3 separate regions of the Homo sapiens genome follow, and all the other regions are linked to region 1. Evidence: chromatin contacts called from ENCODE Hi-C or POLR2A ChIA-PET data. All regions are on one chromosome and are shown on one strand. Each heading gives the region's core, a stretch centred on a gene start or an enhancer-like site at or near the end of the contact. The rest is flanking DNA. Distances are from core to core; before and after follow the strand shown.

Region 1 (2,700 bases), core at 116-2,615:
AGCTAATGTCAGCTTTTGAAGTGACTGTATTCCTATATTTTTACTAATTATAAAATAAGATTTTGAAAAATCTCTCTCTGCCTTTCTGTCTCTTAAGGTTTCTCTTTCCATTCATTCTAAATTGCCTCTCTAGACTTCAGTGTGTCCGCTCGCTGTTGAATGTGAAGCTGAGGTTGGTAAAGGATGTGTACTCTGGTCTTGCTCTGCGGTGACTGTGGACGCGCTTCACAGCCCTACGTTTCAGAGGCTGTTCACTCTGTGTGATGTCTTCATCATACTCACAGAGGACCTGGGTTGTGGCTATACCGCCCATTGGCTAGGCCGGCCCATCTGGAAGATCACAGGTTATTAATGACTAAAATAGTTAGAAACGATGTCTTTATTTAAAATAATAAGCATTGATTTTATCTAATTTCTAACAAATGCACATGAGACATTGAATACCCAGGTACAAATGGACCTGGTGTCGCCTTTGAGGTCTCAGGTACTCCTTGGCTGGCCTGTGCTGGCCCCTTTGTCTTCTGGGGCCCCTTTCTCCAAGGAGTCTGGCTTCTGTGCTCCACGGAGTCTGGCCTCTGTGCTCCATGGAGTCTGGCCTCTGTGTTCCACAGCGTCTGGCTTCTGTGCTCCACGGAGTCTGGCCTCTGTGCTCCATGCTGTCCTTGGTCCACAGGGCCTGACCTTGAATCGTCATGAAGACATGTTCTGCTCATTCTGTAGATTTCCTAGAGTCTGTGCCACTGTTTGGCTTTGCATAGAATCCCCAAATCGGCTGACTATTGGACTTCACTAGGATGCGAATGGTGCAAAGTTTGATCCAACTGGCTGTGGTGGAAAATGGAAACTTGTGGGGCTTCGAGCAGAAAATTTGGGAATACCTTGATTCCAAGCTCAGACACTTAGACCCCTCTTTCCACGGCTCCAGTGGCGGCCCAGCCGTTCCAGACACCTAGGCCAGCAGAGAAGCCAAGCCTCAAGCCCCTGTCGCCATCTGTTATCTGCCTTGGGCTGGCCGGCCTGCACCTCCTCCACGCCCTGCGGTGCAGCTTTGCCTCCCCTGAGGGGTTACAGGCTCTGCTCAGCTGCCTCCTGCTGCAGAGCAGACCACAGCCCAGCTGGCTGACTCAGGGCCAACTCAGGGGAAGCCCTCCTGTGACTGTGCGTTTGACGGGACCCTGGCAGCTGCCGTCCCTGGAACTCATCTGAATTCCTGTGTAATCTCTGCCCCTTCCTGAACGCACCTGGCCAGAGGGCGCTGGTCTTGCCTCCACCTTGGGAAGAACAAGCAGGCGGCTTGGAAGCAGGCTTTTTGAGGTTTCAGGGAGGAGCACGGGGCTGGCAAAACTTCCGGCTGACTTGGGGAAGTAATGCTGTAAGATCTTACTGCTCCGCTATTTCACCGCTGAACCTGGAGGCCTGCCGTCACCTGCAGCTCGGGGGCACTGCGTGAGGGTTATAAACTTTGTGAGGTGCTGAGTTAGGGGATGCAGAGGCCAGCTTCGGTCACAAAAGCACACTTCACACTTTCTAGAGTGTCAGCAGCCTCACCTCTGTTTAGGCAAATAGAATTTGTCCCCTCAGAGAGTTGTGCTTTTCCTCCTGAATATGATCACAGTCTACGCAGCAAGAGGGATGTCTTAGCCCTTGGCCAGTTTCTAAATGATTCCAAGGAGCAGAGCTTGGATTTACAGAATTTCCCATTTCCATTGCTTTAGACCAATTCTCAGCTAGAGTTCCTGACCTCCTCAGTATGATCCTTGTCACTCTTCTCTTTCTGGTGCATGAGGGCTGGAGACTTCCGTGGCAATGTCCCAGACCAATGACACCCATCTGTGCTGCGTGCCTGGCATGTTCTAGGCACAAGGGATGCTCAAGGAGCTCGGGCTCGGGTGGCACCTGCGGTCCTCAGCCACAGTAGAAGGGAAGACAGCACAGATGCAGAAACCCCCGTTGTGACAGAGTCAGAAGAGGCACGGAGGGCAGTTCCTGGGCCAGCAAGCGCAGAGCCTGGGCATGTAGGAAGCAGCCAGGGATGTCTGGGGATTGACAAGTACAGGCCCCGGAAAGGCGTGTGTCTGAGGAGGAGGAGGGTCAAGAGGGGCTGAGGGAGACTGTGTGGGAGGAGTGTGTCACAGATGTGCGTGCACTGCGTGGGGTGACTCGGGGCCTCCAAGGCTGGTGAGAACTCAGGGAATCCCAGGGACCTCTAGGGTTGGGGTGGGGCCCTGGGCTGGTGAGCACCCCCCCAGGGGAGAAGCTGAGGACACAGGAGGGGAGCACGCCCGATGTCTCTGCAGCACTGCAGGGCACGCTAATCCTGTATGGCTCACAGAACTAACAAAACCTAGGCGGATGGAACCGCCCTTCACAGTAGCACAGAGTGGGGCTCCAGGAAGCCAACTTCTCTCCGGCATGGGCACCTCAGGGGCACTTGGTGCGGCCCCTGCCTTCTCCCAGGAAGGCCCCCTCCTCCCTGCCCCTCCCCGCTGACTCAAGCCGGGCTGGACTCAGAAGGGACATGCCAGCTCTGCTTCCGATGCTGACTGTGTGGCCACCTCCACCGCCCTCTCTGTTTTCCTCACTCAGTATCCCCCTTCCCCTTGCCCAGCCTCCTGCCTTAGTCTGTGTGGTGGAAAGGGGGAAGGAAGCTTTGGGAGGAGGAGGAGGAGGAGAGGCCAGGCTCCCGCTGCAGCTCCCAGC
Region 2 (2,700 bases), core at 168-2,667, 330 kb after region 1:
CTATATCAGAGGATTGCCCTCTACTGAAGTATGTAATCCTAGGATGCATACAAGTTTTGCTGCTTTAACAGTTCTTCAAAAAAATTAAATGTTATCACGTAGCCCAGAATGGAACTTCTGGGTATATACCCAAAAGAATTGAAGGCAGGGACGCAAAGAGACATGTGTCCACCCATGTTCATAGCAGCACTATTCACAACAGCCAAAAGGTGGAAGCCACGAGAGTGTCCCTCGGTGGATGAATGGGTAAGCAAAACGTGGCATGCACACACAGCGGAACATTGTCCAGCCTGCAGAAGGAAGGAACTTCTGACCCCTGGAGGAAGCTTAGGGTGTTATACTAAGTGAAATGGGCCAGTCACAGAAAGACAAACATTGCATAATTCCACTCCTATGAGGTCCCTGGAGGAGTCAGATTCACACAGACGGACAGTAGAAGGGTAGGTGTTGGGGGCTGGGGGACAGGGAGTTGTTGTTTAATGGGGACAGAGTTTCAGTTTGGGAAGGTGAAATGCTCTGTGGATGGATGGTGGTGATGTTGGCACCACAATGTAAATGGGCTTAATGCTGCTAAACTGTGCACTTAAAAAGGGCTTTGATGGTCAATTTTATGTCATACATATTTTACCGTAACAGAAAAATCCTTCTGCCTTAAAAATTAAGGCCCTCCTTTTCAGCCTGTCTGTCATGTGTCTGGAAAGAGTACTAGTTTACCATGTGGCTGGCCTGGGAGGAGTCCCACTGCAGTACCTTAGGGTTGGCTTTGCCTTAAGAAACAGTGGTCACACCGAAGACATGGCACCGCCCTCCTCCTGGTCCCCAGCTTGCCGGCGTAGGATGCCGCTGGAGAAACGTGCTGTCAATCTGAATGTCCTTAGTGAAGGGCGTGCCGGTGTCCTGTCGTTCCCTCCTAGGTCCTGAAGCGTCAAGGCTATGATGCGGCGTGTGACATCTGGAGTTTGGGGATCCTGTTGTACACCATGCTGGCAGGGTAAGCAGTCACCTCAAACAGGTGTCAGGAGGAGACACAGGGCAGCAGCCTCAGTGGCTGATCTGTCAGGGGACCAGGGCCAGCCCTGTCCTAGTGTGCGCATGTGGGCAAACCCAACGTGTATGCAAACACTCCCAGGCCTTGAGTGAACACTCGCAGACTTTCTTAGCCCCTCAGGACAACTGAACAACAAGGACAAGAAATGTAGCCACCCATTTTCTTTAAACTCAGCTCATGAACAAAACATCAAGTCTTTTGCCAGCATAGTCCCCATTCTCTCTGCTGCACCTGCCACTGTTTTAAAAGGTAGCAACAGATGTGCCTTCCAGACATCCTCTTAAACCGAAAGCCCCATAGCAGCTTCAGGGTCAAACAGCATCTGTACCTGGGTTTCGTGGTCATGAGTCATGCACGGGCCGGTTCATTGTGGTAAGACACGTGGTGTTACAGAAAGTGGCCTGGGCCTGCCATCCAGACAGCTGACTTCCATCTGAGCCCCACTCGCCACTAGCCGTGACTCTGGGCTAAACACTTTAACCTGTACCAGCCTCCCTTCCCTCTCCCCTGAGTGAGAAGAGGACACACCATGGTTGCTTCTAGGCAGGAAGGTCTAGGATCTTACAAGATCCGCTGGTTCCTATTACGTTTATTAAATACTTGAATGGAGGCAAAAAGAAAAGAACCCTAGACCATCGAATCCTGTTTGCTGTAGCAAAATGGCTTGAATGCCCTCATGAGAATGAATGAGCTTGGCCTGCTTTTCACTTATTTCATCATAAGTCAACAGGTAGTGTCCACAGCAGAAGGAGAGTAAATCAGGCCCTGAAGCCGCACCCTGAGGACTGCAGTAGCAAAGGAAGGAACCTCAGTTTCTTACCAATACCACAGTCAGGTTACTTTGTGACGCTTCTAATACTCACTTTGCCTATACGGAAAACTAGATCACACACTTTCCCACTAGAGGAAGCGCTGGCAGCACACGTGTCCTTCCTTTCCTAGGAGTGTGTGGGTGTGTTTTAAGGTGGGACACCATGAACACCTCCCACGCGCTTGGAATATGGCCAGAGCTGCACCAAGCATGTATGTGTATTTGTGCATACACTCTGCATTTGCAGTGGAGGCTCAAAAAGTTAACTTGTCAAAGAACACAGAGTTGGGAATACATCCACCGTGGGTCTCTCAGACTCCACGTCTCAGGCTCTCTCGCATGATGCCACACCATCACCGTGGAAACCACGGCACCAGGCAACTCACTAGGCCACCCCATCCCAGTTTACCTGGGTCCGGAGGGGATACAGCACAGGTCTCACAGGGCTCTCCCACTTGCCCATCAACCTCTAGCCACCCAATTGCTAAGGAAGGAAAACGGGCATAGTGTTAGAGGTAAGTTCCGCTTTCCCATGAATCCTGGCTTCAGAGCAGAGGAGGGAGAAGCAAAGTGCTATTCCTTTGAACAGCCAAGGGGTGATATCAACTTGCAAACTTTATTTTAGGTTGTAAAATACAAGCTCATTACCACAAATTTGTCTAATTATACAGATTTACCCCTTTTGCAAATGGGCCAGACGATACCCCTGAGGAGATTCTGGCGCGGATCGGCAGTGGGAAGTATGCCCTTTCTGGGGGAAACTGGGACTCGATATCTGACGCAGCTAAAGTGAGTACATGTCCCAGCGTTGCTTTTAAATATTCAGATTCTGAAATAGCCA
Region 3 (2,700 bases), core at 201-2,700, 460 kb after region 1:
ATATCTATACATGTATATATATCTATATATATCTGTACATATCTATATATGTATATATCTATGTATATATCTCTGTATTTATATATATCTATATATATCTATATATTTATATATATCTATATGTCCATATATCTATATATTTATATATATCTATATATTTATATATATGTATATATATCTATATATAGATATATATATCTTTATATAGATATATATATCTTTATATTTATATATAGATATATAGATCTATATAGATCTATATATCTTTATATTTATATATAGATATATAGATCTATATAGATCTATATATCTATATAGATATATAGATATATATATCTATATAGATCTATATATCTATATAGATCTATATATCTGTATATCTATATAGATCTATATATATCTATATATCTATAGATCTATATCTATATATCTATAGATCTATATATCTATATTTATATATATCTATATATCTATATTTATATATACATATATTTATATATATCTATATATATTTATATATATCTATATATTTATATCTATCTATCTATATTTGTATATATCTATCTATATTTATATATATCTATCTTTAAATATATATATATGTTTAAAGATATATGTGTATATATATACTTTTTTTGAGACAAAGTCTAACTCTGTTGCCCAGTCTGGAGTGCAGTGGCATAATCTCGGCTCACTGAAACCTCCACTTCCCGGGTTCAAGCAGTTCTGCCTCAGCCTCCTGAGTAGCTGGGATTACAGGTGTGTGCCACCATGCCCTGCTAATTTTTGTATTTTTAGTAGAGACGGGGTTTCACCATGTTGCCCAGGCTGGTCTCAAACTCCTGACCTCAGGTGATCCACCTGCTTCGGCCTCCCAAAGTGCTGGGATTACAGGCTTGAGCCTCCGTGCCTGGCCTGTACTTCTTCTTTGATAAATTGTTTATAGCTATTTTAAAACATTTTCTGCTGAGCATATGAGAGGTGACAATAATGACTAAGTGAGAGGTGACAATAATTACTAATCATTGTAAAGTATTTAGTATCTGCTAGACTTTGCTCCAAATACTGGGCAGATATTGACTCCTTTAACTCGTTTGACCCACTTATGAGGCAGGTGCTATTTTGGAGATGAGAGCATGGAGGGCCGGAAAGGTTCATGGACTTGGCCACCGTCAGAGATCAGGAGGTCAGGGAACCAAGGCTCAAACCTCTAGCCTAACTCTTGCCAACACGTAGTCTCTCTCAGGCCGGCAGGATAGGAGAAGGGAACCTGTTTAGTCATCAGTAAAGAAATTCCCTTCAAAACGGTTTCATCTTCTTCCTGTTAGGTCAGCACTCCGTCCTGGCTGCAGCCTCTGATAGCCAAGCGGATGAGGTCTGCTCTGTCACAGTAGGGTGAACAAATGAAGAGAAACAGGAAGTAACCTCAGTTGTTTTTCCCTATTATGGCCAGGTGGCAAGTAGGTCTTTGTGGAGCCACTGAATGCAAAAGCACAGAAAGGCCATCCCCCCAGCGGCCCCTTCCACCTGACAATGAGGAAGAAGGAATGCCTGCTTCCCAGGGGCCTTGCTCCTGTTGGCAGCAGTTTCTGTCGCTTGGGTGGAAAAGGGTCCCCACATATGTGCAGGACCAACTCTCTAGACTCGTGTGCAGGAATGATCGAAGAATTCGAGCAGCAGAGAGATAATTGTTATAGTTGTCCAATTTTCATCAAAAAGATACAAGAAAAAATAAAATTTATTACATTCTTAAATGTGGTTCAAGATAATGTTGAGTTTAAAATGATCAAAAAAGTATTATAATTTTATAAAGTATCATGATTTTAATGTAACTGAAATAGATGCATAGCTCACTCATCTTTCCAATTTTCAAAAAGAACATGACCAGTCCGGTCGCGGTGGCTCACACCTGTAATCCCAGCACTTTGGGAGGCCGAGGCAGGCAGATCACAAGGTCAGGAGTTCAAGACCAGTCTGGCCAATATGGTGAAACCTCGCCTCTACTAAAAATACAAAAATTAGCCGGGTGTTGTGGAACGTGCCTGTAATCCCAGCTACTCAGGAGGCTGAGGCATGAGAATTGCTTGAACCTGGGAGGTGGAGGTTGCAGTGAGCCGAGATTGTGCCACTGCACTCTAGCCTGGGCGACAGAGCAAGACTCTGTCTCAAAAAAAAAAAAAAAAAAAAAAAAAAAAGAACATGACCCTATCAGTTCCTTTTTTTCCCCCAGCAATATAGCTGCTTAATGAGGAGAATCCATGTTAAACTATGGTGAAGCCGCTCTGGATGAATAACAGAGCAGCCCCTTCTTGAAGCCGTGTGCCCACAAGGAAGCTCAAGTTAAGCGCTGGGTTAAGTTCCGATGGTTGGTAAAAGGAGCAGACAAGTCTCCTCCCTGACTCCTCACTGTATTTCCAAAGGTGGGTGCTCAGACGACACAAACTGTGGAGGGAACCCCAGCATTTCCTGAGCCCCCCAGGGCCTGACTGCCGCTTCCTCTATCCTCATCTGCTTCCCTGGGAGGAAGGTTTGCTTTTCCTTTTCCTTCCTAAAATACAGTGGCTTCCAGACCTTGACTGTCTGACCTCCAGTAAGAAATACACATAATTGTGATCAAGTGTGTATGTATGTGAGTGCATCTGAAGCAAATAATTTAAGGAAACTATACTCACTCTATGTGAAATGCAATTTCTTCTATTC

Evidence for each region. Hi-C counts contacts between places; a loop is a spot of excess contacts on that map. ChIA-PET counts read pairs that join two places held with the same protein, here RNA polymerase II (POLR2A). Pooled maps may share reads with other maps.
Region 2: a map of naive thymus-derived CD4-positive, alpha-beta T cell shows a loop between it and region 1 (4-fold over the local background). The contact joins two enhancer-like sites. A Hi-C loop is called at or near these places in 1 of 168 maps with a recorded cell type or tissue (naive thymus-derived CD4-positive, alpha-beta T cell), 3 of 37 single-sample maps with no recorded cell type and 8 of 50 pooled maps. POLR2A ChIA-PET finds 5 or more read pairs at or near these places in 1 of 52 experiments (common myeloid progenitor, CD34-positive).
Region 3: a map with no recorded cell type shows a loop between it and region 1 (2.7-fold over the local background). The contact joins two enhancer-like sites. A Hi-C loop is called at or near these places in 7 of 37 single-sample maps with no recorded cell type and 3 of 50 pooled maps.

Annotation. Positions count from the first base shown.
Region 1 is chr6:166,749,821-166,752,520 of GRCh38, reverse strand. It overlaps a transcript of RPS6KA2 not described here. Among named protein-coding and RNA genes, the nearest start is that of RPS6KA2, 120 kb to the right of the region's middle. Within about 2 kb of position 1,365, at least 2 of the 41 ENCODE cell types and tissues checked have a DNase peak (open chromatin) inside an H3K27ac peak, as active enhancers do.
Region 2 is chr6:166,418,173-166,420,872 of GRCh38, reverse strand. RPS6KA2 (ribosomal protein S6 kinase A2) reads left to right here. Exons shown (of 21, transcript NM_021135.6): 18 at 915-991; 19 at 2,531-2,648. The region is part of intron 1 of LOC124901460 (a long non-coding RNA gene); the gene reads right to left. Among named protein-coding and RNA genes, the nearest start is that of MPC1-DT, 36 kb to the right of the region's middle. RefSeq lists an enhancer at 1,282-1,351. Within about 2 kb of position 1,417, at least 5 of the 41 ENCODE cell types and tissues checked have a DNase peak (open chromatin) inside an H3K27ac peak, as active enhancers do.
Region 3 is chr6:166,285,666-166,288,365 of GRCh38, reverse strand. No RefSeq gene overlaps it. Among named protein-coding and RNA genes, the nearest start is that of PRR18, 21 kb to the left of the region's middle. RefSeq lists an enhancer at 1,147-1,316. Within about 2 kb of position 1,450, at least 5 of the 41 ENCODE cell types and tissues checked have a DNase peak (open chromatin) inside an H3K27ac peak, as active enhancers do.